2 separate regions of the Homo sapiens genome follow, and region 2 is linked to region 1. A link is an interaction called in ENCODE POLR2A ChIA-PET data of the cell type or tissue named here. Cell type or tissue: HCT116. All regions are shown on one strand. Links, peaks and the distances in the headings refer to the core of each region. The heading gives the core; the rest is flanking DNA. Region 1 overlaps LOC107986229 (a long non-coding RNA gene). Region 2 has its middle 50 kb from the start of AREG.

The links. ChIA-PET counts read pairs that join two places held together with the same protein. Peaks named below come from ENCODE experiments on the same cell type or tissue, not always from the same donor. Only the 100,000 strongest peaks of a DNase experiment are listed, where the experiment ranks them.
Region 2: POLR2A ChIA-PET joins it to region 1 with 5 read pairs; 2 of 35 experiments call an interaction of 5 or more read pairs at or near these places.

What each region holds. Positions count from the first base shown.
Region 1 is chr4:74,547,376-74,559,853 of GRCh38, forward strand. It overlaps LOC107986229 (a long non-coding RNA gene), which reads right to left. Exons shown (of 3, transcript XR_001741513.2): 3 at 2,225-5,457. Among named protein-coding and RNA genes, the nearest start is that of AREG, 110 kb to the left of the region's middle. In HCT116, for the core only: no CTCF peak of the experiment used is centred there; no DNase peak of the experiment used is centred there; H3K27ac peaks cover 709 bases.
Region 2 is chr4:74,488,526-74,501,003 of GRCh38, forward strand. No RefSeq gene overlaps it. Among named protein-coding and RNA genes, the nearest start is that of AREG, 50 kb to the left of the region's middle. In HCT116, for the core only: no CTCF peak of the experiment used is centred there; no DNase peak of the experiment used is centred there.

The DNA.
Region 1 (12,478 bases), core at 4,695-9,694:
CTTATTCATCAAATATTTCTTGAGTGTCTTCTATGCTCAAGGCACTTTGTGTGCATTAGTTTCATTAGTAGTTTGGGCAGTGCCCCACAAATAGTAGGCACACACTATGTATTTGTTGAATGTGAATAACTAACATTTATTAATTATTATGTTCCAGGAGCTTTAATTGTCAAATCAACTTTGCAAGGTAGATGGCATTCCCTGCCTTGTACGAGTGAGGAAACTGAGGTCCATAGACTCAGGAACTTGCCCGTGGTTATGTGGTTGGCAAGTGCCAGGGCCATTATGAGCCTGGATCTGGTGCTTTAAATCACTCCATTTCAATTTCAATCCATCGTGGTAGGTAGGTAGGTAGATTGTTTAAGTCCTGTTTATGAGATGATGAAGTTAAGGTTCAGATGTAGTGAACAACTTACTGAAATGTACCTAGGACTGAGCCTGGATTATGCCTGTGTTTGATTGATTCCAAACTCTGAACTGTTGTGTGACATCACTGCTGCTTTCTGTGTTATACTGTGAATCTCATCTATGCAGTACTTCTTCCCCTAATTCTGGCACATCTCTATTCCCACAGCCATTTATCTGAAACTGCTACTTTGTCACCACGGAACAAAAATAGTGATGGCTGCAAACAAAGGCTCTTATTTTCAAGCCAAAGGCAGCCACACAGAGATTCAGCAACATCTCAGACCTCATTCACCATAATCTCTCATCAGCCAGTTTCTTACATATTTTAAACATAGTAGAGTTTTAGTTTTTTGACGCTTTCACAGCATAGCTTTGATAGAAATTAAAGCTGGGGAGGAGGAAAGCAAACTTTTTAAGCTTTTGAAGTTTATTTGATTGTATTAATTTTTCCTTGTAGGCTTTATATTTATGATTATTTTTGAAGGTCTCAAGCTTATCAGTGTGGTGATCCATTTTCCTCCAGATAGAGTGGTGGCTGCCTACAGTTAATACTTCTTAGGAAAGGCCTATGTGAGGATATCATTTATTCTGTACTATGTCATCAATCCCCTTCATCCACTTATGATTCCCACATTGCTAATTGTGAGAGTTGATGCCATTGTCAAAGGCAAGGTATGGAAACAACCAATACAAGTGTGGCTTCTGGCTGGCTTCGTGTTTCATGTGTATCACATGAAACCTGAATCTTAAAATGGATTCCTAATAATGATAACAAGCCAGGCATGTCCTGGTCTCCAGATTTAAAGAGGGATTTAAAGACATTATTAGATGACACTAAGCACCAGCTTCACCATTTGGGAGTTAAAAATCTAACCACACACTGATAGAGACAACTACAGAAGGACATAAAATAAATACAATCAAGTAATACACTGGTCAGATCCTTATTCGCCAAGAGAAACAAACATTTATTCAGTGAGACAATCTTTCCATTTCCTGTGAACATGGAAACATCATCGTGCTTAAGTGCCTAACACTAGGCAGCATACTTATTTCATATCTCTAGGCTTCAATATCTTCACTTGTTTAAAGATGGTATTCCAAAAACCATGTGTGTTTTCAGGTGTCAGTCAACATTTGAAGAATATCTTAGGACTAAATCCAAGTCCAAAGGGACATTTCCTTTTTTCCAATGGCAACTTTGTCCAAGGATGGGCAAAAATCTTAAATACAGGGTAACAAGAAATCAGGGCAGATAATTTAACTAATTTTACTGTTGATCTAAAGCTTTCTTCAACATGTCATGCAGCTATAGAATAATTAATAATGAGTGTAATCTATTTCTCTCTTGGTCACCTATTTAGTTTTCATTACGTCTATTCTTAGAAATGTGAGTACTAGGCTGGGTGCCTAGTACCCAGCCTAGTACTCACATGGATGCTTACGCCTGTAATCCCAGCACTTTGGGAGGCCGAGGAGGGCAGATCACGAGGTCAAGATATCGAGACCATCCTGGCCAACATGGTGAAAACCCATCTCTACTAAAAATACAAAAATTAGCTCAATGTGGTGGCATATGCCTGTAGTCCCAGCTACTCGTGAGGCTGGGGCAGGAGAATCACTTGAACCTGGGAGGCGGAGCTTGCAGTGAGCTGAGATCGCGCCAGCCACTGCACTCCAGCCTGGGCAACTAAGCGAGATTCTGTCTCAAAAAAAAAAAAAAGAAAAGAAAAAAAGAAAAAGAAAAAAGAAAAGAAAAGAAATGTGAGTACTAGAAGCAGATCGGTGAGGTAACCACTTTTCCAACATTAGATATGAAGTTCAAACAAAGGATATTTTAGTTTATTTTAACTGAGGATTTCCAAAGAAGCACCTTATTTCTATGTTATTTGGAATTTAGACATTGGCTTTTAGATTAGAGACATATTACGATTGTCAATTCAAAGCAAAAAAGTAAAAGACATAAATGCCATTACCTATCTGGAATATGTTAAGCAATATAAAACAGTAAAAGAAAGGAGAAAATCTTCCATTATTTGTAATGATAACAATATGCCACCTACTATATAGAGATACAATACTGCCAAACCTTCTGAATTAGTTTTTATGTGATGAGAGTGGATTTAGCCACTCCAGGACTTCTCAATCAGCTTTTCTTGTGACCAAACTCGTACACAGTCATGTGACACATAACGATGGTTCAGTCAAGGATGGACTGCATATATGATGGTGATCCCATAAGATTATAATGAAGCTGAAAAATTCCCATTGCATAGTGACATCATAGCCACTGTAATGCTGAGGCATAATTACTTTTTTTTTTTTTTATAAATTCAATGTAGCCTAAGTGTATGGTGTATAAAAATTCCACAGTAGTGTACAGTAATATCCTAGACCTTCACATTCACTCAACACACACTCACTGACTCATCAGAACAACTCCCAGCCCTGAAAGCTTTTTTTTTCATGGTAAGTGCTCTGTATGGGTGCACAAGTTTAAAAACTTTTTATACTATATTTTTATTGTACCTTTTCTGTTTAGATATGTTTAGACACACAACACTTACCACTGTGTTACGGTCGCCTACAATGTTCAGTAGAGTAACATGCTGTACAGGTTTGCAGCACAGGTTTATAGCCTAGGAGCAATAGGTGATACCTTATAACTCAGCTGTGTAGTAGCCCGTATCATCTAGGTTTGCATACGTATACTTTATGATGTTCCCACAGGATGAAATTGTCTAATGATGTATTTCTCAGAATGTATCTCCATTATTAAGCAATGCATGATTGTATTTATAAGCTAACATTAGGATGTATGCTATAGAATGAAATAAAGCCCATAAAACCATGACCTAGCACTCACTCAAATAGAGCCATAGTCACCTGGACAACAGACTAGGTTTTTATAGAATTCAAACCCAAAGTCTCCTGAACCATTTACTGAGACCCTCTTGTGCAAGATGCAGCATTAGACTTTCTGAACAGTGTCATGCAACAGACAAAGACTTTAACTCACCCACTCACATCCACACATTTAAAAAGAAAAAAAGCCAAGTTTTCAATCATGTCTGTCTCTCTACATTCTCTTTCCTCTGCTTCACTTACCCAGCACTAAAGGAGCAGAGAGATGAGTAAAATCAGACCCTTCCAGCAGGGCCAGCTTCACAGATAGACATCCTGTGTAGTAGCACAGAATCAGGTCAGAAGGGTCCTGTGCTGGATTAATGCTCTATTATCATTGTCTTAAAATTCTTAATAAAATTGTATAGCTGGTCCTACCTGTGAGGATAGATAGAACATAGCGGAGAAAACAGTCCCTTTAAGGCCTTCTTGGGGGCATTGCAATGAAGAGATCTGCCTTCTGTATAGTTGTCTAACAGATAAGTCATCAAATTGATCTCAAGGCATTCTAGGTATTTTAGACAATTTTTCAGATTATTGTCATATTTCTTAAGGGCAGATAGAAGTGAAATGTGATGTTTGTCCTTTTTTTCCTAGTTAACTATTCCTCCTAATAATCTGCTTTACAGCTGGGTGCAGTGGCTCACCCCTGTAATCCCTCCACTTTGGGAGGCCGAGGTGGGCGGATCACAAAGTCAGGAGAACAAAACCATCCTGGCCAACATGGTGAAACCTCGTCTCTACTAAAAGTACAAAAAATTAGCCGGGCATGGAGGCACGCACCTGTAATCCCAGCTACTCGGGAGGCTGAGGCAGGAGAATTGCTTGAACCCAGGAGATAGAAGTTGCAGTGAGCCAAGATGGCACCTCTGCACTCCAGCCTGGGCAACAGAGTGAGACTCCATCTCAAAAACAAACAAACAAAAAAAAAACAAAAAAAAACTGCTTTACTGATATCTCATACCAAATATAAGCTCTGGTAAAAATGATCTTGCAAACTTTCAAAGCTGCCACTTTTTTTATGTCAATTTACAGCACATGCCCATCTTTTTTCACGCTCGGAAGAATTTAGCAGCTCTTCTCAACTTTAAAACAGTTAATGATTGTAAAGACCTAGTCCATTGGAAATGCAAGAAAAACCCACATTTTTCAAGTTTTAAATCCCTCACAAATTTTACGGATACGAAAAGGAAAAAAAAACTTCTCTTACTGGTTTGAAAATGAACAGCACTGTCACTGACAACAGATAATGATCTGCAGTGCCCAGGTCACCACCTGATAGTTATTAAATGTTAACATTAAACAGGAAAGGAGAATTCTTTTCTTACAAGGCCATGACCAGATAAAAAAAACTATCTGGAATTTAGTGCCCAATTGTATACTGGAAAGTTTGGCTTTACATACAGGTAGAGGCTTGTGTGATAACATTTTGGAGATGTAGAGAAGTCCTGCTTACTCCAAATTCTTACCCACAACTTGATATTGTGTTTGGAATTCTAACGCTGGGATTTATTCTTTTGGGTTAAAAATTGCCTTATTAAGCAGTCCATGCTCCTTTGTTGCCATCACTAGTAGATCCCCTTTCTAGATGATTGGGGAGACTCAAAGGGGCATGAAAGTAAGTAAAAGACATGCTGAAAGAAGAAAATGGGCTGTAGGAAATAAAATTTTCATCATGTTTTCCTAATCAAGCCTCATAATTTTGCCCAAAACTAAAGTCAAAACCTGATGCATTGCAAGATCATTGCAGGAAGTAACAGCTTTAACATCAACAACATCAATAATACTAACAATATGTACTCTTGAGTGTTATGTATGACGTTGTCCCAAGCATACATTTTATGTGTTATCTCATTTAATTCTCAAAATAACCATATGGAGATAATTATTTGTATCAGTTCAAATGCTTTTTACTATAAGAGCTAGAGTTAGAGCCCATTCAAAATGATGTAAATAATAAAGAAGACTTTTTAAAAAAATAACCAAACATGCAGAGTTGGCTATTTCTAGAGTAAGGTAATCCAGCAACTCAGTGATGACATCAATGTTCTTTCCGCTCTGCCCTCCTGGTAATGTTTAAGGATTGTCAGTTTATGGGTCCAAAATGGCAGTAACTGCTACAGGTATCATAGCTTCATTCAATATCTAAAAGACAGAAAAGAACATGCATTTTAAGGATGAGGGCAATTTCCCAGAAGCTGTTCTGTGATTTACCTCAAGTCCTATTGGCTTTCATTTCAGGACATATCAATTTCTAAATTCATCATTCTTGCAGTGAATACAATACCCTTGACTGGCTTAAACTAATCAAGCTTTGCCTCCTGAGGCTGAGACGAAATCCAGCCATCTCTGTATATAAGGGTGTCCAAAGTCTAAACAAATTAGGAACTGTGTTAGCAAAGAAATAAGAAGGGGATGGATTTTGCATAGACAACCTAATATGTCGACCACAGACTTAGTTGGTGATGACATTTGGATAGAGCCTCCATCTGTTGGACTCTGAAGGTTATACTTTCAGCCACTGTGTAAGACTGCTTGTGTATGCACATTCATATACATTCCAAGTTTTTGAAAAAAATAATTTTTAAAGTTAAGCACCAGAATATTACCATCATAAACTTAACAAGGAAATCCAAAATGGTTTCTCTATACGTGACCTCTACTAGAAGAGAGGCAGCATTTTTGCTCAGCAGCTACAATCTTCCCAGGCATCTGTTAAGCTCTACACACTGGCAAAAACCTGGTGGGAAATTTTTGCTTGGCAAGACCACCGTGGTCATTGAAAGGAGTTCCCACACCTCTTAGAATAATGTCAGCAAGAAAGGATTAGGAGAAATCTTGAAAGGTTGCTCCCGCTTAAAAGTTGACCCCATTTGATAATGTAGTGGAGTATGAGACAACTGCTAAGTGTGGTGTATCTTTAGCCATATTATTTCCCTAAGGTAATCTTGTTTCTTACTACTCTAGGAAAACTGGTCATTCCCAAACTTCTAAATGTATTACCAAGATAACTTCTAGATTTTCTTCAGCTAATTCTCATAAGCATATATACTTTGAAGTTGGACAAAAGAATTTTTTTCTTCCAGAGAAGAAACAACTGGTTTGGAAGATATAGTAGAAATACCTATATATTGCATTCCATATTTTTTTCCCTCAGAATTATTTGATTATTTTAAAAATAGAGAGAATGGTGATGACTTTACCAAAATCTTGTATTTAAATGGAAATAGTTAATGGCAGAGAACATTAAAATCTTAGATTACTGATTCTACCTGATTGGAAAAAAATAATCTTTTGTTTATACAGGCTTCTGTGGAAATGAGCTAAAAATTGTAGCTGAATTCAACTGTTAGTAATATTCTCCAAAAATACATCAAAGTAGATAAAGAGGCTAAAAAGCCTTGCATTCATGAATTAAAAAATTGGAATTTCTAAGGAGAAAAGTCAGTTTTAGTTTTCTTCCCCTTCCCCTTTGTTTTCCTTTCCCATTCATCTCCACACTCATTCTTTCTTTGTTTAATTGTAACTATGGAGGCAAAAACTAAGTGTATGTGCTTCTTATGTCGTCCAAGTGGAGAAATTTTTAAGCAAATTAAGAATGGCCAGGAACTAAATGATAAAAATAGAGATGACTTATAACACTATGTTTACATTTATGTTATGATATGGCCTATCAGTGAACTAAACAATTTTATTTTTGTCTTGAAAAATTGGCTGGATATTTTGTTACCATGGAGAGGTAGGCTAAATTCAGCCATAAGATTCCAAGTATATTCAGTGAAAAAGAAAAGTTTGCCAACTAAATGATTTACTGTTATCAGGATCATTTTGAATATAAAGCAGAAAAATACTTTTATTATTTATAAAAAGTACATCACATTTTTTACACATCAAAGGAGAAATTTTATCAAATACTATAACTACTTGTCAGTTTATGATTTTGTGAGATATTTCATATTTAGATCACAAATAAGAATAAAAATAATAGGAAAATGTAACCAGTTAAGATTTTATTGGGTATAGAGTATCCTACAAATATTGTTTTATACACTACTTAAGCTAAATGTGACAACTTGGAAATATAAAAAGTCATAGGAAACCAAAAAGTGGTTTTGAACCCTGAAACTTCTCAAAGAAAGAGAAAATTAGATCAGATAACTTTTTTTCTTTTTCCTAGAAAACTTGGCATTAGAGTGACAATGAAGAAACTGTAGATAGGGAATGACAGAAAATAGACCATGATCATGATTTTATTCCCTACCATAAGGGTATAAATGAAAGAGCTGAAGTTATTTCTTATTTTAATATTTTGCTGACATATTATACCCTGGAGAGAACTCTTAGTAAATATCCTGTTGAATAAATGAATAAATCAAAGACATGAGTGGAACTGTCTCTAGAATCATTAAGACTTTTCCAGTGGCTTTTAAAGGAATACTTTAGCATGATATGGGGATGAAAGAGAGCTCTGGAATGAAACTAGTTAACAAAATTAACTTCTTGCCCTGAAACATAAATAAATTATAAACTGAATTCATTCCAATAAAACAATGGAATGAGATTGGGTCAGTAACATCCAAATGCAAAAATATTGTGTTGCTAATGGCAGGCATGTTTATATTTCTTTCTTTAACTGGTTTCCATTTACCAATCCAATTGCCTGTTAAGTGGAGTGTGTATCTTGGAATATACCCATGGAATGTGATCCAGGGAGACTCTCTACACCTAACCCTCCAAAATGAGTGAGTCAGACACAGCATCCATGGTGATCTACAAAGAACCCAAACATGGAAACTACCATTGTTGAAATATGACCTACTTAGATGTGTCACCTGTGGCAATGTAGAAGAACTAAGTAAATAAGTGCATATATTCTATAAATATTGGAAGATTTTCTATAGTACTTTTAATCTATAGTTGTAAATATTAATGAATGAAACTTTAGAGCATTCGAAGATATATTTGACCATATAATTATTACTTCTACTATATAGATAGAAACCTAAAGACAGCACAAACAGTAGTTCCATTTCAACAATTGTAATTTACATTTTTCAGTTATTTACATATAAATAGGTATGTTGTCTGCTCCACTCATTGACATGCGTATAGTCTCAGAATCTACTGGTTTTTGCCCACATCCTTATAATTACACAAGTAATAGTGGCCACTTTAAACTGCTTCAGATACATGCATACTGATATATCTTTACAAACCAAAAATGTAGGAAAACTATCAAGAGTAACTATGTAACGGCAATAATTGAGACACACACTAGAAACACACAATGGTGGATTTCCTACCTCTTTAAAGTTGTCCTCAGGCAAAGGCCTCAGTCACCCACCAGGAGGGAAGCTAGATTAATCATTGCTTGAACTTAGAGCAAGGTCAGGCTTCTATACCCATCACTGCCCTGAAATGGCATAGTGTACAATCTGCTTTGATTTTAATTCAAGACATTTGAAGCAAGTAGTATTATATCCACTGTTTTGCACATTAGGAGGTTGAGACCCAAAAAGCTAAGTCAACTTCAGTAGAGTCACATATCAAGAAAGTAATGGAATGAGACTTCCAACCAGATAGACTACCTCTAGAGTCATTGCTCTGTTAATCAGAAGAGAGACAATTTTTCTAACAACTGAATTAAGCTCAAAGAACCCAAAAGTTCTGAGACTTATTCTATAATAATTAAATGACACTAAAATGTTGAATTTGCTGTTATTTTCTCTACATTGGGTTAAAGTTCCTGTTCTCAGAACAGTAAAATACAATCCTGGCTGTGCCAAATAAAAAAATGAGATTATACATATAGGTATATATTTTTACACATACATAGAAAATGACCAAATGGAAACAAAAGGAACTGTTTAGTGGTTAGTTACCTCTGAGGATTTGTTAGAATGAGGACGTGAGAGGGTGAAGGATTTTACTTTTCATTCTGAACAGTTAGTTTTTTCCCAAGAGTACATATTTTTAAAAATAAAAATCAAAAAGTAACTGTCAACATCCCTGATATTCCTGCTTGTTAAGAAATATACAATATTTTTGGAGCTGAAGCAAGCTACAAGTAAGAAAGGAATCACTAGATACCAACTTTCACCTGTCCCATGAGAACAGATAGTCATTGGAAAAGACTTTAAACAAACCATATAGGATATTTGTTTGCACAAGAAATGACGGATGTACATATTACCAAGGTACTGTACGTTCTAACAAAGAGTGTAATCATATTCATTCCTGGTAATGAGAATAATACTTTGAAGAAAAATTAATGCTATAACAGTCAATAGACAACGCAACTAGCACCAAGAAAATTTCCAGGTAGTATAAATGGAAGTTGAGCAAAGTTCAAGTAAAATTGCAGTATGTGGACTGAGTTTTAGTCCAATTCTATACATCCCATAATTTCCAAGACATTGTTTAAATTGAATGAGTGAATCAATCAAAATGTTTTAATTCAATTTTTTTCTTTTTTTTCTTTTTTTTTTTTTTGAGACAGAGTCTAGCTCTGTCACTCAGTCTGGAGTGCAGTGGCGCTATCTCGGCTCACTGCAAGCTCTGCCTCCAGGTTTCACACCATTCTCCTGCCTCAGCCTCCCGAGTAGCTGGGGCTACAGGCTCCCGCCACCATGTCCAGCTAACTTTTTTTTTTTTTTTGTATTTTTAGTAGAGATGAGGTTTCACCGTGTTAGCCAGGATGGTCTCGATCTCCTGACCTTGTGATCTGCATGCCTCGGCCTCCCAAAGTGCTGGGATTACAAGCGTGAGCCACTGCGCCCGGCCAATTTAACTTTTAATGTTTTTTAAACTACCTTTTATCTATAATATGATACTGGATATGCATGCTGGTGCTTTCAGTGAACCACAGTGGTGACTTTTGGATCACAATGTCTTGCTGGAAAAAGAAAAACAAAAGTTGTATTTTTTCTGAATGAAGTTTTCATGCTTCCCCCATTCACTTAACTGGGAAAACAAATTGAAGATTCACTTTGCTTCATATATAATCTTGGGTTTATATTTGTGTCCATTTGATATTTGGTCACTTTTGTAAAATTCATGTAAAAGTTATTTTTTCTTGGAGTAAAACTTCTGAATAGTGTCAACGTAGGCACCATGCTGTGATGATAAAGACATCCTGATTATGCTTAATGATAATGATGGTGATTATGATGTCATAAGACTTGAAGTCTATAATAGAAGTATATTAATTTCTAGGTAATCTGACAGCTTCTGGGGACTCTTAACTCCAGGGATCCTCAGGTTCTGGCTAGGCATGATCCTTGTATTTAAAATGTATTCTCTTGTCTGCAAAGTAGCTGCTTTTCTGTGTTATTCTGCAAAGGATAAATGCTACTAGAATATGGACTATTTCATTTAATTTTAAGTCAGATGTAATTGACAGTAGCTAACATGTTATAGGTTCTCCACATACAGAGACTGAAAAAAGACAGAAATTAATAATGGCATGAGTGGTTATGGATATACACATGGTATGATAGTAAATTTTAAGTGTGAATTTAATTGGTCATAGGGTGCCCAGATAAAATATTATTTTTGGGTATGTCTGTAAAGGTGTTTCTGGATGAGATCAGTATTTAAACCAATGGACTCAGTAGATGCCTCCCCTGATATTGGTGAGCATTATCCAATTTTTTGAGGGCCTGAAAGCTACAAAAGGCGGAGGAAAGAGAAATGTGCCCTTTTCACCTCCTACTTAACTGTTGAGCTGCAACATATAATCTCATCTTCTCCATTCCTCAGATTTGGATTTATACCACTTCTTCACCTTTTTCTAAGAACTTTGGACTCATTACTAAATGACATTTATATACATACACGCCGATATGTACTGGTGTATATTGGCTAGTTGCTCCTAATTTTGCTAGACAAAATGGTGAAAGAAAGGATGCCCTCAAGGATTGAATTCTAAGCCAAGTGTATAAATGACATAAGATCTTCTATGTGTGCTCAGAACAAGACAATTATTTCTGGTAGCCACAGAGCTGAAATTGCTATATATTGAATGCAGATTATGGGACTTTTCGGCCTTCATAATCTCATAAGCCAATTTCTTATAATAAATATCTTTCTTTCTCTCTCTCACACACACACACACAAACACACACACAGCCATATAGATATACAATCTACTGGTTCTGTCGTTCTGGAGAACCCTGACCAATACACATAGTTTGACCTGAGCCATGGATTGACCTAATTAATTGAAATAATCAATTACTCTTTCTAATCAATAAGTGATAAAGAATACATTGTTATTTGCCTTATGTTGCATCTTTAGATAATGTGAATCTGGTTAAGAGAAAAAAAGAATGAACAGCCATGATCGTATCAGATTGTAGCATATCAATACAACACATGACATATGAAATAATGTTTTAAAAGTAACTGACAATGGTACATGTTTAGAGCAACTGGGAAATGGAAGGGAGAAAAATGAATGAATGTATGTTAGCTTTACCATTAACAGATAAGGTAAAATTGAGTACTGTTTATTTAGACAGTAGATAACTGTAGAATATGTGTGGCCTATCCATTGCTACAAGAAGAAAAGAACTATCATATTCACTCTTCATGGCCTCAGAAGTGGGCCCACCCACCTGCAGACACTATCAATGGGCCCAACCACACCCACAGGGCCCACAGATACTTTCAGACATCCCATCTTCAGACAAAAACAACTAGCCCATCTAGAATCTTTGGCCAGGCTAACTAGTGAAGGGCTTTCTCTGCCAAAGTCAGACTGTAAAGACCAGAAGGAGTGATTGCTTCTTCAAATGTTCAGATACTAATGCAAGGTCATAAAGATCATAAAAAATCAGGAAAACATGACATTGAAAATAGGAAAACAATACATGAAAAAAAATTAGAAGTTGAACAAAGTGATAGAAGCCATTAAAAATAAAAGCAGAAATGTAAGAGCTGAGGAATACAATTACTAAACTGAAAAATTCAATGGAGAACTTCAGCAGCAGACTTGGTCAAACAGAAGAAAGAATCAGCAAATTTAAAGACTGTTTATTTGTAATTATTCAGAGAAACAAAAATAAATAAAAAGAGAAAGATTAAATAGAACCTACAGAACTTATGAAACATCATCAAATATATACATTAAGAGACTCCCATAAGAAGAAAAGAAAGAGATAGA
Region 2 (12,478 bases), core at 3,475-8,474, 60 kb before region 1:
TATTAATTAATTCAACTTTAATACATTTTGATTTGATTCCCCAAACAGCCAATCATTTGCATCTGATTTGTTTTCTCTCCAAAATTTAAACACATGATTTTTGAAGGATGGAGTGAAGGGCAAATGTATTTTAAAAGTCTTGATTTGGATAGCAAGAGTGCATAATGGAAATTTCTGGAAAACTAAATATGACTAAGTGGCATATATGAATTGAAGGATTTGCAAATACCTCATCTTCTGGAAATGTGCATTGTTTAGAACAGACTTCTAAAATGGCTTCTGAAGGTGTCCATTCTAGGCTTAGGTGTGCGTGAATGCAGAGCTGCCCTTTACGAAAGATCATTTAGGTCACAGGTATGTCCATTAAGTTGAAATTAAATATTCATTCTTTTAAAAGTATATCTTTATAGTCAGGAATAATTGCATTGGGATTCTTCATCTTTTTTTCTTGCTGATTCTAATGGAGGTTTTATCTTTTTGCTTTGCTTTCCGATTATCTTCCAACATTGCTTTCTCTTTACTAGTTTCAGTTTGAAGTAAGTGATTATTGCATTGGACAGTCACTGAATTTACACTTACACCACTCAATATATGAAGCTATATTCATCCATCCACTTATTAATTATTGTATTTATTATTCATCCATTCACTTCACAAGCAATTATTGAGAGATATGTATTTTCCAGCATAGCATTAAGTGTTGACCTTATAAAGATAAAGATAAATAAGACATTATTGGAGACATATAACCTGTTTAAGGCTACTGCCCTTGGATTTTTTTTATCTTTGTAAAAAATATTTTTATATTTGAGATGGATTATTCAATTTTTCTATTTAATGTTTCATGCCCTTTTTAGCTATATAATTTAGGGCATTATACATCATATTGACCTATTTTTGTGAGTGACTTAAAATTTGAAACTACTTGGTATTCATTTTCTCCAAAAAGTTAATTAATAATGACTGACAAGCAATTACTAAACTTTGAATATACATTATCTCAGTTAAACTTCACAACACTCATGTGAAGTAGGTATCAATGAAACCCTTATTTATTGTTCTCACTATCTTTACATATGGATGAGAAGCAAAGATTCAGGGAGTTTAATTAATCTGCTAAAATCCCACAGCTAATAAGTAGCTGAGTTTCAACTCAATCATGCTGTGCTAGACTCTAAACCCTCTTCTGAACCATATTATGAAGTTTCAGAATAGGCTCCATTAGGGTCTCCAACGTATTGAGGAAGTTTGTCCAAATGTTATGTCTCAGCTTCATCCAGCATCTGGATGGGTAAATTATTCTCAGTCACTTACTGTATTTGGTGTTTTAAGTGAAATAGTGCAAAGAATTTGTGGTCTAAAAATCCTAACTTTTTCCCATTCATTCTCAGCCCAGATGCCATATAAAACATCTCTACAAATTGAGAGGCAAGCGAATTCTCATTTTGCTTTTCTAGATGAAAGCACATAAGGAGGAAAAGGTATCTTTTGTATCTTTTGCCAAGCCTTTGCCTAAGAAGTAAATAAAAACAATACTTACTAAACACAAAGAGGTTGAAATAATTATTACAGCTAATTCACCTACAGGTGTATTCAGAGGGCAGATTCTGATGTTAGGAAACTCTTGGTTCCAATCCTGGCTTTATCACTGACTGGCCACGTAAATTTAAAGTCGAACATTGTCTGTAAGTTAATACACTTATCCTTTTAATATAATGGGAACATAATAAATAGCTACCTTGTAGGTTGTTGTGAAAATTAAATGCAAAGATACGTGTAAAATTCCCAGGACAGAGCTCAACACAGAGTAAATACTCAACAATGCTATTTTCATTGCAATTGTTGCTAACATTGTCGAGCATGTGTCTGCATTTTATTTCTTGTCTCCCTAGGAAACGTAGTCACATAATACAAGATCCTGTGTGACTGGTCCCCAGCCACCTTCAGCCTCATCTTGTCACTGCGCTTCAGCCACACTGGCTTTCTTAGAATTCTCCAAAGGTACTAAGGTTTCTCCATCCTTAGTTACCTCACAAAGGCTTATCTTTCCCCTCCTCCATCCCCTGTCCAGCTTCTACTCATTCTTCAAACCTCAGTTTAGATGTTGCTTCCTCAGGTAAGTCTTCTCTGATCATGCCCTCCCAGACAGGCCCTGTCAGGTGTCTCTGTTACATGCCCTTTGCACATTCCATTATTTCTCTGAAGTAGGATCACAATCATAATTAAGTATGTATTTGCTTAACATATGTCACTCCACAGACTAAATGATTCATGAGGACATGAACAATGCACACAACAGGGGCTCAATATATCTTATTTTTGCTGAGTGGGATGAGTAAATGACACATTGAATATTTTGAAACCATTTAGTTAAAGCATAGATCTGTATCTCTCAAGGCTTAACTTTCATTTGGTTCAGGTCATTCAGTCTATGTTTCATCATCCTAAGTGTATCTTAGAACTATAAAATCCACCGCAAATCTGTTCTCCAATTAGTCATATATAAATTAACAAGTAAAAACATGTTTTGGAGTACACTAAGTTAGAAAATAAAGTGCTTCAAAACAATGAGGAGCATCTTAATTGTTATACTTTAGATTGTAAAAATAAGTCATTCAAAATCGAAGCTGTTGAAATTTTAAATTATTTTGTTCCTTAAAGGAATGAGATTATGGGACCTGAGTCACATGGTAGGCAGCTATAACTAGGCAGCTGTAACCTTTGTTGCTCTGATAATAGACAAACTTTTTCTTTACCTACATTGTTCTGTAAAATGTTGTGAAAGAGTATAGGACACTAGAAGAAGACCCTGTCCCTCTCCGCTGTTGATCTTCATCATAGATTAACTTCCTTCTTACTTCTTTTACACAAAGGCCTCATGACTACCACATCATCTAAGATGGTATGTTAAATATATTCTTTTTAATTGGAAAAGGAAAATAAAACAAGCTTGTAGCCAATCAAATTGCTATAACACATAAGTCTCATATAGGAAACATAATCTTATTAATTTTCTTTGATTTCTAACTCTATTCCTTTGGAGTCTGTGTTACCTGAATGACCATTCTCAGCTTTTAAACTGGGTTCTGATCCTTTTTATTATTTCAGATTGACAAGTCTCTCAGCCAGCCTCAAGATGGCTTAATATCTCAGAAGTAGCCCTAGGACCAAGTTTGTTCTAATTTCAAAACCAACCATGCATTCTACTAGTCAAGTTTTCCTTTTTTTGTTAAAAATAATTGGGTAAAATAAGACCATGTTCAATAATAAGACAAGTTAAACAACAATTGAACAATAATAAATGTTTTTCTTAAAATGACAGCTCTTTGAGTTGGGTGTAAAAACAGGTCATTTCTCTATAAATTATGATTATCACTGCCAAAGCCATGCTCTGCTTCAGGGATAGTCTCCAACAAACAGGAACTGTGATGATTGTAGAAAATCACAAGGAGAAAAATTGAGTTATTGTACCAAAGTACAGAAATTATTCCTAGAAACAAACCTTTTAAAAATAAACACAAGTACAGCCCATGGTTTCCAATTCAGCCATTTTAAAACTGTTTAACCCAATAGATAACCACAAATTGGAAAACCAAGAGAGGACAGTAGACTCTGATGACTACATAATAATTTGTTCTCATTTGTCTTTATGCTTTTCAGGCAATCTTGAGTATGTCTCACCTCTGCAACCTTTTTGCTGAAGGCAAACTTTTTAATGGCACTCTTATCTGTCTTTAAAAATATCTCCATATGAATATTCCAACTGGAAAAACCAAAAAATTATCCCAGATACATAGAATGCTAACACATACATAGTTTAGACTTAACTAGTTTTTCCCCCTCTATTTGAGAAAGTATGTTGGCTTAAAATATTTTTTTCCCAAATTCAAGTTATTTGACATTTGTAGTTGACCACTCACCAGGCAACCTTCTACTAAATAGAAAAATAACGCTAAATTGATCTTTGACATTAATATAAATAAAATGTTTATTTTATGCTTAAAATTTGTTTTACTTTGTTCCACTTAGTGAAATAGTAGTAGGCCTATCTCTAGTGGCTTTGCAGTCATCTGTGTCTCACTTCTCTCCCTGGGGAAGCACACGATCTGGGCACTGGCACTGTTTGAGGTCTGCCTCAGTAGAGGTGCTCCATAACATTTTACTTATCCTTCTTCCTCTTCCCTTTTCCTCACTTCACTTTCCTTTCAGACTATGAATCCCATGGCTTCAAGGATACCATCTGATATGGTTTAGATGTTTGTCCCCTCCAAATCTCTTGTTGAAATGTAATCCCCAATGTTGGAGATGGGATCTGGTGGGAGGTGTTTGGGTTATGAGGGTGGATTCTTCATAAATGGCATGGTGCCCTCCTCATGGTAATGAGTGAGTTCACACAAGGTTTGGTTGTTTAAAATCCTGTGGCACCTCCCCGCTCTTTCTCTGGCTCTCACTCCTTCCATATGATACACCAGCACCCTCTTGCCTTCTACCATAAATATAAGCTTCCTGAGGCCTCATCAGAAGCAGATGACAGCACCTTGCTTCCTGTACACTCTGCAGAATCATGAACCAAAACAAACCACTTTTCTTTATAAATTACACAGCCTCAGGTATTTCTTTAGAGCAATGCAAAAGCAGACTAACATGCCATCAAGTGAATAGTTACCTCATCTCTACCTTCCAGCATGCATCTCATTCCTTAGAACCAGTCCTACATTTTCAAATTCTTGATAGACATCTCTACCTGGATATTTTACCAGCCCTTCTAAGTCAGTATGTTTAAAAACTATCCTGAGATATTTAGTACAATCTACCTTGCATATTTCTATATATGTGGATGTCTTCTTTTCTCTGAAATGATCAATACTTTATAAGATATGAATCAAATTCAATTATGGGTGTCCTTCAATAGCAGGCACAATACTCTGCATTTCAAGTCAGTGAATTACTACAAGTTCAATATGCCCCTAAAAGATATATTATAGGGCAGAAATTGGGAGCTCACTTTACATGGAAAAGTTTGCCATAAGAGCCAGGACCTAAGAGATCCCTTTAAAGAAATGATCAATAAATTCTACTATTAATAATGATAGCCAGTATTTATTTTGCTAGGTTTATATAACAACACACCTGCAAGGTTGATGTAATTGTACCCATTTTACACACAAAAACACTGTGGTTCAAAGATGCCAAGTCACTTGCTACAACTGCTGAGTTGCAGAATTGTTTTTCATTGTTGGTGTTTTGTTTTTTTTTTTCAAACCCTGACTGTTACAAAGCCCTATATCCATCATTTCACATAGTTACCCATTGTTTTGTTTTCGTGGTAAGACCATCTAAAACCTTCTCATTTAGCATGGATCCTGTATACAATATAATTTAATTACCTATAGTCCTCATGTTGTTCATTAGATCTCTCAACTTGTTCTAAAAAATTTCTGCTACTTTGCATCCTCTGACTTTTATATCCTCATTTCCTCCTAGCCTCTGATAGCCACTGTTTTTTTCTTTATCTCTGTACATTTCATTTTTTAAAAATTTTAGATGCCACTTATAAGTAAGATAATGCAGTATTTTTCCTTTCTGTGCCTGGCATATTTCATATGCCAGACATATGAAATTTCATTATGTCATTATTCATATTTCATAATGACCTCCAGGCTTATTCATGTTCTTGCAAATAGCAACATCTTGTTCCTTTTTAGGGACAAATAATACTCCATTGTATATATGTACCATAATTTTGTTTCTTTACCCATTTGCCTACTGATGGACACTTAGATTGTTTCCATATTTTGGGTATTGTGAAAAATGCTGCAATGAACATTGGAGTGCAGATATCTTTACATTTCTTTGGATAAATATCCAGAAGAGGGATTGCTGGATAATATGTAGTTCTATTTTTAATTTCTTTAGAAATCTCCATATTATTTTTCAGAATGACTGTACCAATCTATATTCCCACAAACAGTGCACAAGAGTTTCCTTTTCTTCACATTCTTGCCAATATTTATTATGTTTTGTCTTTCCCAGAACATTTTCGGATATCTGGAGTTTTTTATAATTCCATACAAACTTTAGGATTTTGTTTTATTTCTATGAAGAATGCCATTTGGATTTTGATAGAGATTGCATTGAATCTGTATGTTGCTTTAACAATATTATTTTTTCTGATCCATGAACACAGGATATCATGCCATTTGTTTGTCTTCTTCAATTCCTTTAATCAATGTTTTATAGTTTTCATTGTACAGATGTTTTACCTCCTTGGTTAAATTTATTTCTAGATATTTTATTTTTTTATTCTGTTGTAAATGGGACTTCTTAAAAATTTCTTTCTCCCTTAGGTCATTACTTGCTTATAACAATGCTACTTATTTTTGTGTGTTTATTTTGTGTCCTGCAACTTCATTGGATTCATTTATTAGTCTAACAGGATTTTTGTGGAATCTTTGGGGTTTTCTACATATAGAATCATCATAACATCTGTAAATAGTTACAATTTTATTTCTTCCTTTCTGATTTGTTTTTTATTTTTTTTTGAGAAGGAGTCTCGCTCTGTTGCCCAGGCTGGAGTGCAGTGGCTGATCTTGGCTTACTGCAAGCTCTGCCTCCCGGGTTCACGCCATTCTCCTGCCTCAGCCTCCCGAGTAGCTGGGAATACAGGTGCCCACCACCAAGCCCGGCTGATTGTTTGTATTTTTAGTACAGACGGGGTTTCATCCTGTCAGCCAGGATGGTCTCGATCTCCTGATCTCGTGATCCGCCCGCCTCGGCCCCCAAAGTGCTGGGATTACAGGCATGAGCCACCGCGCCCGGCCTTTCTGATTTGTATTACTTTTACTTATTTTATTGCTTTTGCTAGTACTTCATATATATATATATATATATATATATATATATATATATATATATATATGAAAAAAATATATATGAAAACATATATATATGTCTGTGTGCGCATATATATATATGTTTTGGTTTTATTTACATACACACATATATACACACATATATACACATATATACACATATATACACATATATATACACATATATATACACACATATATACACACACATATATATACTCACATATACACACACACACACACACACACACACACACACACATATATATATATATATATTTTTTTTTTGAGACAGGGTCTCGCTCTGTCACCCAGGCTGGAGCGCGGTGGCACGACCTCATCTTACTGCAACACCTGCCTCCCTATTCAAGCAATTCTCATGCCTCAGCCTCCCAAGTAGCTGGGATTACAAGCATGTGCCACCATAACTGGCCATTATTATTATTATTATTATTTTGATATTTTTTAGCAGAGACAGGGTTATGCCACGTTGGCCAGGCTGATCTCAAACTCCTGGTCAAGTGATCTACCTGCCTTGGCCTCCTAAAGTGCTAGGATTACAGGTGTGAGCCAATGCACCTGGCCAGTACTTGTAATATGTTAAATAGAAGTGGGCATCCTTGCCTTGTACTGAATCTTGGTACAAGGTCAAGATTTTAGTGTTTCCCCATTGATTATAAAATTTAACTGTGGGCTTTTCATAAATGACCTTTATTATGTTAAGGAATTTTTCTTCTATACTTAACTGTTGAGACATTTTATCAAGAAAAGATGTTAAACTATGTCAAATGCTTTTTCTATTTAAACTGAGATACTCATGTACTTTTAATATTTTATTCTGTTAATATGGTGTATTACCTTGATTGATTTGCCTATGTTAAACCAGCCTTGCATGACAGAAACAAATCTCATTTCTCCATTTTGTCATGATACATAATCTTTTTAATATGTTGTTGGATTCAGTTTGCTAATATTCGATATTTTATTGAAGATATTTGCATCGATATTCATCAGAAAAAATAGCCTATAGTTTTTGTTCTTGTGATGTCTTTATTTAGCTTAGATATCAAGGTAATACTAGTCTCATAAAATGTGTTTGGAAGTATGTTCTCTAGTTCTATTTTTCATAATAGTTCAGGAAGTATTAATATTAATTCTTTTTTGAGTGGTAAAATTCTGCTGTAAAGCCATCTTGTCCTGGGCTTTCCTTTGTTGGAATTATTTTAATTACTTCTTCAATATCTATTTGTTATTGGTCTGTTCACACTTTCTATTTCTTCCTGACTCAGTCTTGGTAGATTGCATTTTTTTTTTAAGGAATTTATCCATTTTTCTCTAGGTTATCCAATTGTTGGCATTTAATTGTACTTAATAGTTTCTTATGACCCATTTTATTTCTGAGGCATCTGTTGTAAATTTCTCCACTTTCACCTTTTATTTTATTTGAATCTTCGCTCTTTTCTCTTAGACTAGCTAAGAGCTTATCAATTTCATCTTTTCATAAAACCACCTCTTAGTTTTATTGATACTTTCTATCATTTTTTGGCTCTCTATTTTATTTATTTCTGTTCTGATTTTTATTATTTTCTTCCTTCTGCTAATTTTGGTTTAGCTTGTTCTTCTTTTTCTAGTTCCTTGAGGTGTGTTGTTGACTATGTAGCTGAGATCTATCTTCTTTTTAAATGTGGGCACTTATCACTATAAATTCTCCAGTTGGAGCTTTTTTTGGTGCATTCTGTAGGTTTTGGCACTTTGTGTTTCCACTGTCATTTGTCTCAAAATATTTTTAAAATTTCCTTTTGATGTCTTCTTTGATCCATTGATTATTTAAGAGTACGTTGTTCAAGTTTTGCTTATCTGTGAATTTACCAAGATTTCTCCTTTTATTGGTTTTTAGTTTTATATCATTTTGGTCTGAAACAATGGTAGACATCATTTCAATCTTCTTAAATTTGTTAAGACTTGTTTTGTGGCCAGAATGTGATCTGTCCTGGAGAATATTTAATGTGCGCTGGAGAAAAATGTGCACTCTATTGTTGTTGAATGGAAAATTCTATTTATGTCTGTTAGGTCCCTTTTGTCAAAAGCGCAAATCAAGTCAAGCATTTTCTTATTAATAGTGTGTCTGTTTTATCTATTGTTTAAGGTGAGGTATTGAAATATCTTACTATTATTGCTATCTGCTCTTTCTCCTTTCATTTCCATTAACATTTGATTGTGTATTTAGGTGCTCCAATGTTGATTGCATATATATTTATAATGGTTATGTCTTCTTGATGAATTCATCCTTTTACATTAAATAATGACCTCTGACTTTTATGACGGTGTTTGACTTGAATTCTATTTTATCAGACATAGATGTAGCCACTCCTGCTCTCTTTTAGTTACCATTTACATAACATACTTTCTTCTATCCTTTTACTTTCAGCCTATGTATTCTTAAAGCTTAAGTGAGTCTCTTGCAGGCAGGCCACTCTGTGTCTTTTGACTGGAAAATTTAATCCATTTACATTCAAGGCTATATTGATAGTTAAGTACTATTATTACCATTTTATTATCTGTTTTCCAGTTGTTTTGTGGGTTCTTTGTTCCTTTCTTTTTTATTTCTTGTTGTCTGCCTTTGTGATTTGATAGTTGTCTGTAATGCTAAGCTTTGATTTCTTTTGCTTTATCATTTGTATATCTGCTGTAGATGTTTACGTAAAACATCTTATAGATATAATCTACTATTTTTAGCTGATGACAACTTAACTTCTGTTGCATACAAAAACCTCCAGACTTTTACTTTTCCATCATTTATGATTTTGATGCTAGAATTTATAGCTTTTTAGATTGTGTGCTCCTTAACAAATATTTTGTAGCTTTAGTTACATTTTACCATTTTGACTTTTAACCTTCATAGTAGAAATAAGTGTGATTTACACAGCACCGTTACAGTATTAAAATACTCTGGATTTGACTATGTATTTGCCTCTACCAGTTTTATACTTTCATATGTATTTATGATAGTAATGATCAAAATTTCGTTTCCACTTGAAAAACTCGGATTCTTGTAAGGCAGGTCTAGTGGTAATGAATTCCCTCAACTTTAGTTTGTCTGTGAAAGACCTTATTTCTCATTCATTTCTGAAGGACAGCTTTGATGGTTATTAAATTTTTGGCTGACTTTTTTTTCATTCAGCATTTTGAATATATTGTCTTATTCTTTCCTGATCTGAAGGTTTCCCCTGAAAATATTTTGATAGTCTAATGTGTAACACGATGCTTTACTTTTATTGTTTTAAAAATTCTCTTTTTGTCTTTGACCTTGACAGTTTGATTATAATGTGCCTCATGGAGGATGTCTTTGGGTTGAGTCTATATGGAGACTTTTGAGTTTCATGGATCTAGATGTCCATATCTCTCCTCACACTTGGGAAGTTTTCAGCAAATATTTTTTAAAATAAGCTTTATGTTCCTTTCTCTGTCCTGTCTTTCTCTGGAAGTTTCATAATGTGAATATTTGTTCACTTAATGATGTTTCAGAAGTCCTGTAGGCTATCTTCATCCTTTCTTATTCTTTATTCTTCTTTTTCCTCTGAGTTATTTTGAAAGAACTACCTTCAATCACAGCTGCTATATTCCTACTTAATGTGGTTCATTATTGATTATTTCAATTGTATTATTTCATTAATTAAAATCTTAAGTTCCAAGATTTCTGTTTAGTTCTTTCTTTGTGTGATATCTATCTCTTTGTTGAATTTCTCATTCTGATCACGAAGTTCCCTTCATTTTATTCAATTGCCTGTTTGAATTCTTTTGTATCTTTCTGAGTCTGCTTAATATCATATTTTGAATTTCTTTTCAGGCAATTTATAAATGTCCACTTCTTTGGGGGCAGTTACTGAAGAATTTTTGCATTTTTTCTGTGGCATCATGTTTTCTTGCTTTTTCCTGTTTCTTGTGTTCTTGCATAGACATCTGTGCTTCTGGTGGCACAGTCACCTCTTCCAGATTTTACAGAGTGGTTTTGTAAGGGAACACTTTTACCTGCAGATGGGCCTGAGGATGATGATTGGGCATGGTGGGGTGGCTCTAATTACATGCAGAAACAGCGGTGTGGTCTCTGTGCAGCTTCTTTTGTTGTGATCAGTATTAGTGATGACTATGGGTACCTCAGTTAAAAGCATTAGGAATCCTCCTGTTCTTGTCTTCCTGACAGTGGGGCATCTTAGCTAAGGTGATCTTTCTTGGTGTTAGGTCTAACATGGCTCACAGGCAGCCACTGTGGCACTAGAATCCAGGGCATAAGGGGAAAGTGCTTGGAGCAGCTGTGGAGCCAGGTTTATGGGCTCAGGTAGAGCCAGGTTTATAGGCCTAGGGTCTTGCAAAACTACTGTACTGACTAGGATATAAGGTCCAAATTTACTATTCAAAGCATGAGTGAATGTCATTCTTCCATTCAGCAATCCAGCAATTTGGGCCCAGGAGGCTGGAATGTAGCCATGATTCTTATTCTGGGGGAAAGGGGACAGCACTGGTACAGCTCTGGGGAAGAAGAGCTGCTCTGGAGGCTCAGACTCCATGAAGCAGGGCACAGTTGGAATTCAGTACATGGAACTAATAGGACGCAGCAGCAGCTCAGGCTCCAGGGGTGAGGTACCACACAGTGTTGACTCTGGTCCTTGGAATGATGTGACACAGTGGTAGCCCAGGCTCTGGGAGTTCAGGTGCAGCAGCAACAAGGCCCCAGTAATGGCAAAATGCCTCTGTGGTTTGGGCCCTGGAGAGCAAGGAACACTGCAGTGATGACTGTACTCCCTGGAGAGGCAGAGTACCTCAGCAGCGCAAGTGCCGGGGATAGTACAGTTCCAGTAGGTAGGGTGCTGTGGCTGTTCAGCTAGAAGGGCAGGGTGACACAGCTCAGCCAAGACTCTAATTCCCTGGAGTGCAAGGCACTGCATCTTCTCAGCCTCAGAAAACAGGGCTACCTAAGCTACTGGATCCCTAGGCATGGAATCATGGTAGCTGTGATGTTGAGAGATGCAATTGCTCTGATGTGCCAGAGGCTTGAAGCCCCTGGGCAGATAAAGTGCTACCTTATCCGTGTCATGGGAGTGGTAACTGCCCCAGTGTGGAGGAGGCCTGAAATCCTGAGACAGGGAGAATCATGTCTGCTCTGTGGTTGAGGGCATGACTGCTCTGGTGTGTCAGAGGCCTGAGGTCCCTGGGGAGTAGAGTGCTGCTTCCACTGTGGTATGGAGGGCATGGCTGCCCTAGTACTTCAAGGTTTTGTGTCCCCAAGGTCAGGGAACCACTTCAGTTTGATCCTAAAGGGAAGATATACCAGCAACTGGGATGGAGGGATGGTGTGGCTGTGTGGTAGCTTGGCACTAGTGAGTAGGACATATCAGCAGCTCTTCTTGGGGATGGCATGCTACTGGGTAGGCACGGTGCAGTGGAAGGATGCAATGGCCACTTGACCCCAAAGCAGAACACACTCTTGCAGTGGCTTTTGCTAGAAGATAGCACAGAGCAGCAGCAGCAGCACTGGCCACAGGGGTTAGGTACAGTGTCAGCTCCTTCTCTGGAAGGAGAAGTCTATGGAGTCTGAGAGTTCCCTCAGC